2 separate regions of the Homo sapiens genome follow, and region 2 is linked to region 1. Evidence: chromatin loops called from intact Hi-C (ENCODE). Cell type or tissue: heart left ventricle. All regions are shown on one strand. Links, peaks and the distances in the headings refer to the core of each region. The heading gives the core; the rest is flanking DNA. Region 1 has its middle 33 kb from the start of ANO6. Region 2 overlaps ARID2 (AT-rich interaction domain 2).

Region 1 (2,823 bases), core at 320-2,819:
AACTAAGTGGCATAACCCATGTTGAACTTTTAGATTGTTTGACTCCAGAGTCTAGTTTCTTTTTTTTTTCTTGAGACAAACAGTCTCATTCCATTATCCAGGCTGGAGTGCAGTGGCGCAATCTTGGCTCACTGCAATCTCCACCTCCCAGGTTCAAGCAATTCTCCTGCCTCAGCCTCCCAAGTAGCAGGGATAACAGGCGCATGCCACCACACCCGGCTAATTTTTGTATTTTTAGTAGAGACAGGGTTTCACCACGTTGGCCAGTCTGGTCTCGAACTCCTGACCTCAAGTGATCCACCCGCCTCAGCCTCCCAAAGTGCTGGGATTACAGGTGTGAGCCACCGCGCCCGGCCAACTCCAGAGTCTATTTTCTTAACTTGTACTTTTAGCCATTCTAATCTTCAATCCCAGTAGTGAAATTAATTGCATAATGCCTGCCAACAAGAGAATCCGAGCTCTTTAGGTTTCTAAAAATCTCATTAGATTGTTTTTACATTTACTTTTCGGTCAATCTTGAATTATCTAAGGGAAGATATGTATATCTAGCCCTCTTGGATTACCTACATTATTGCTTTGCTAACTTTTTTTTAATCCCTTAGGATTCATGTCCTATCCTATCAGGGAAGGAGGGAAACCAGAAGAGGTAGAAGATAGATCAGTCAGTTGTGCTACTATAACAGCTTTGAGTACAGCTGAGAGGCTTTGAAACTAACATATAAAATTAAGCTTCAGGATTATCTGCTTCTTTAGTACTTCATTCATCTGGATATAATGAGATGAGTCAGCCAGTAGCCAAATCCCACTTACAATTGTAATGTAAGTATTAAAAGGAAAAACTTTACATATTATACTTCTGCCATTGTTGCCCAAATAATTTTGCATAATTTATGTTTTTTTATGGTTGGAATTCTGCAAATATAATTTATGAATAGCATTTAATTGCTATTAAATTATGAAGGCAAGCTAATATATTAATTACTTTCATATCTATTTTTTCCTCTTTTGCTTTACTATAATTTTTCAGAAACTAGCCATATTAATAATCCAAAAGTTATGCAGACAAATCAGAATCTGTCTCATATGTGATGATTTCTAGACATGATGATCCACAATTTCCCTTGATATTTCTTTCCTGAATTTTTCGGTACTCATTGAAGGAATTGCTCTTTCATATCTAAATCCTATTCCTGTGGATGAGACGCATTTCTTACTGCTCCATCCCTGGGAGAAAGAGTAGCTTGCCATAGGAACAGGGAAGGGTTACTTTATATACTATGAAATGTTCTGAGTTTTATATATGTGAAAAAGATCCAGAAATTAAATTTTAATAAGCCTCCAGATTTGGGCAGCAATCAAAGGCTTCCTCTATAGCAACAATTACACACATCACTGATCTGAGATCAAATATTTATGTCTTCTCCTACATGCTAGAGAACTAGCATTTTGCTAGTTACTGTTATTACCAGGGCAATTCAATAGAGGGCAAAAGAGACTAAAAATGTCATTTCACATTGGAAATTGTAAGAAAAAGCAATAACAAGCCTGGAAAAGATTAAATGCAATTGGAAATGAGTCTAAACTGAAATAAAATACTGTATTTTAGTAGATTTTAGTAGGGCTATAATTTTAACTTCTACTAAAAAACTGTCGTTTTGCCTATCGCTGAAAAGAAGACACAAAAGAAGACAAAAAGCCTGATGCTAGCAGGAAACAAAAGCTCTTCCCCATTTCCTAAAAGTACTTTCTTTTCTAGAAGTATATTGTTTGAAGGAGACTCTTCCATTATGCCTTGGGGAAAATGTAACCATTTTTTAAAAAATGAAATATAAATTATTCTCCCCTTTGGAAAAACTTTGTTTCCTTTGGTGTTGTTAACATAGAAGGCAGTGAATAATTTCTGCTCATTGCAGGACCCCATCAAACAATACCAATGTCTCATTTACCTTAAAGGACTAGAGTTTGCTTTGCATTGCCAGCAATATCACTGCCACCATTATCACCACATTATCAATTGCTATACTGTAATATCTTTGGGTGTGCAATCTTGCAGTAAATGCTCCTGCACCAGGTATTTTTCCAGAACTATTATAGAGCTACCTTTGAAGAATTTGTGATTTAGGAACTTACACTAAATTATTATATCCCCATCTTACATGACTTTATTTCTTTTCTGTTCACATTTCTGGTGATTTTACTTGGTTTCAAAGAAGCTATAAAATTCTGTTATTTATTCTCAGTGGGTTCCAAATACACAACCCAACTGGCCTCTCTGGGACCTCAATCTCCACTGGGGCCTCTAAACTAGGAATGGCTGCAGTGAGGATATGGTCCTTGGATGAAGTGCTTGTATAATCCAGATCAGCAGGCAGGGCTCGGTGAGAAAAGGGAACTGGTCATGGATGGCAGGCAGTTCTAAACGAATGGCCTGCCTGGCCAGAATTCAGAAGAGGGAGAGAACTCGGGCTCTACCTGAGTCTGGAAAGGCTTCACGGAGAAGGATCTTGAAGCAGGGATAAGGTTCACAGGGGGCTAAGAGTGGAGGAAAGTTGATCTCCAGATGATGTAATGTGAAGTAATGGGTAGATGGAAGGAGCCAGAAATGTTCAGGAAGCTGTAAAGAGACCTGTCTGGCGATGGTAGTGTTTATGAAGACAAGAAGTAGGAGGTAAGGGTGAACAAGCAGGTTGTAGCTGGCCTTGAATGGCAGGCTCAGAGATCTGAATTTTATTCTCCATTCATGTGGGAGTTGCTGAAGATTTCTGAAATAGGGAAGTGACAGGATGAAAGTGCTGTTCAAAGAAGATGAATGAGGAAGCTAAA
Region 2 (2,823 bases), core at 220-2,719, 560 kb after region 1:
TGTTTCTTATGTTCCAAGAATTTAACACAAAAATACAAGTCAGCTACAGTGCTGATAAATTTGGAGGAAAATTATCTTTCTTTTTCTATCTATGAAACAGTTTTTGCTCTTTTGTTCTTTGCTGGCCATTGATTACATTACTTGATATTTAATAATAAGGCAATAATTTAAATTATTGCTTGATTTTTATATTCTCAAGATGAGAAATAATTATTTTAGTCTTACAAGTCTTCATTATAGGTTAATGAACCCCCTAAAGAAGAAAAGCAAATTTGTACTTTAATCACAGTCAGAAATCTTATGTTTGTTTGCGTGAATCCATTTAAATTCATCAATGCTAAATTAAATGTGTTATGTTTTTACATAGTATATTTGATCCTCACAATTAATCATAATTTGGTTATTGAAAAAATCTTCCTAGTTCTGAGAATTGCTTGGAACATCCCTCCTTCTTTGGCCCCCTCTTTATAAACTATGGAGGTTAGCTTAAATGTGTGTGTTTGTGCAGGCACGTGTGTGTGTAAGCAGCACTCTTTAGAGTTTTAAGCAAACTGTTTGGTGATTTATTGATCAGTTCTTGCTCATAACCAGTCTTATAGGAATTTACCAAGCCTTACATATTTAAAGGGCTAAGTTGAAGTGGATATTAGCTATTGTATACAAACTTAATGTTTTGTAGAAGCCCAGTAGTATAGCTTTCAGCACCTGAAAATTTAGATTCCTAAAGACAGGAGCAAGAAGTGTGTAGTTAGCTATAATTGGATATGGCTACTGAATTTATTTATTGATTTGTAGTATCGTCAGTCTTAATACTAGAAAGGATTTTAAGAAGATGGTCTAGCCCTCTGCTTTCTGGAAGGGTAGAAATAAGGATACTTTTCCAGGTAGGCCTGCGTGGGGATAATTGACTTGCCTAAGATTATTACTACTGAATGATGGAAGGGAAAAGTAGAAACCAAATCAGATCTGCATTTATTACACTAACCACTCCATTCTGTTTTAAAAGGAATAATTTTAGAAGACTATCAGAGATTTCTTTGCTATATAAAACGGGGCCTTTATTTATTATTATTATTTTTGAGACAAAGTCTCACTATGTCACCCAGGCTAGAATGCAGTGGCGCAATCTCGGCTCACTGCAACCTCCACCTCCTGGGTTCAAGTGATTCTCATGTTTCAGTCTCCTGAGTAGGTGGGACTACAGGCACACAACAACATGCCTGGCTAATTTTTTTGTACGTTTAGTAGAGACAGGGTTTCGTCATTTGGCCAGGCTGTTCTCGAACTCCTGGCCTCAAGTGATCTGCCCGCCTTGGCCTCCCAAAGTGCTGGGATTACAGGCATGAGCCACTGCGCCTGGCCTGGTTTTATGTTAAGATGATTCTGCTGACTTATACTAAGAGAGAAAAAACACTTTTTACTGCAAATATTCTTTATATTAAATATTTTACTCGTAAAAACCTAAACTTACATATTTGATAAAGCTTATATATTTGATAGTTGTTTTTTTTTTTAAATAACCAAGGATACTCATTTAAAGGTTAGTCTAGTACATAATTTTTTAGATGGAGACCTCTACTGGAAGTATGAAGTAATAGATAGATTCTGGTTTGATTTTTTTTTTTTTTTCCTTTGGAGACAGGATCTTGCTCTGCCACCCAGGCTGGAGAATGAAGAGTAGTGGTGCAATCATGGTTCACTGCAGCCTCAACCTTCTTGGCTTAAGAGATCCTCCTACTTCAGCCTCCCTAGTAACTAGGACTACAGGTGTGTGCCACCATACCTGGCTGATGTGTAAAGATTTTGTAGAGACCAGGGCTTTCTGTGTTGCCCAGGATGGTTTCCAACTCCTGGCCTCAAGTGATCCTCCTGGCTTGGCCTCCCAAAGTGTTGGGATTGCAGACCTGAGCCACCCACCCAGCCTGATTCTATTACTGTAAATATCTAGACAAAGGGATGGTAGGGAGATATGTTTTAAAAACAGTCAATGTAACATATGCTAAAGTTTTTTTTTTAAGTATTTTTCTTATGAAACTTTAATAGTATACTTTTGGTTTATGATACCATGTTGAATCTTTTAAAAAGCAGACTATTAAGTTTATATTTTTTTAGCTAACATTTATTTAATTTGCCATGTGCCGGGCACTGCACCAAGTGGTAACTCATTTTCTCTTCACACCTCCCTATGACATAGATACTGTTAATATCCTGGTATTATAGATGAGAAAACAGGACAAAGGTGTTTAAGAACCTTGCCCAGGTTCACACAGTAAGTTCTGGATCTAGTATTTTTTTTTTGAGACGGAGTCTCGCTCTGTCACCCAGGCTGGAGTGCAGTGGCGCGATCGAGGCTCACTGCAAGCTCCGCCTTCCGGGTTCACGCCATTCTCCTGCCTCAGCCTCCCGAGTAGCTGGGACTACAGGCGCTCGCCACCATGCCCAGCTAATTTTTCTTTGTATTTTAGGTAGAGATGGGGTTTCACCGTGTTAGCCAGGATGTTCTCGAACTCCTGACCTTGTGATCCGCCCGCCTCAGCCTCCCAAAGTGTTGGGATTACAGGCGTGAGCCACCGTGCCCGGCTGGACCTAGTATTTAAACCTGGAATCTAGGCATATTATACTGTCTTCCCCCAATTCACATGAATATAATTTTATTAAAAAGTATTTGAAGATAAGGACTTCAAGGGAATAAAAATATGAAAATGGTTAGGGTAGTTGTGGGATTGTGGCTTTTTATTTTTATTTAAAAAATTCTTTAATGTATCTTTTTGTAATAACGTGTGTGTTGCTGTACAGTTTATAGTTTATTTTTACAAATATTTA

What was found. Hi-C counts contacts between places; a loop is a spot of excess contacts. Peaks named below come from ENCODE experiments on the same cell type or tissue, not always from the same donor. Only the 100,000 strongest peaks of a DNase experiment are listed, where the experiment ranks them.
Region 2: it touches region 1 in a loop (2.1-fold over the local background); 7 of 110 quality-filtered maps call a loop at or near these places.

Annotation. Positions count from the first base shown.
Region 1 is chr12:45,181,969-45,184,791 of GRCh38, forward strand. It overlaps the pseudogene PLEKHA8P1. Among named protein-coding and RNA genes, the nearest start is that of ANO6, 33 kb to the right of the region's middle. In heart left ventricle, for the core only: a CTCF peak has its summit at 1,476; no DNase peak of the experiment used is centred there.
Region 2 is chr12:45,744,487-45,747,309 of GRCh38, forward strand. All of the region lies in intron 3 of ARID2 (AT-rich interaction domain 2), which reads left to right. Among named protein-coding and RNA genes, the nearest start is that of ARID2, 16 kb to the left of the region's middle. In heart left ventricle, for the core only: a CTCF peak has its summit at 1,579 (motif pointing left); no DNase peak of the experiment used is centred there.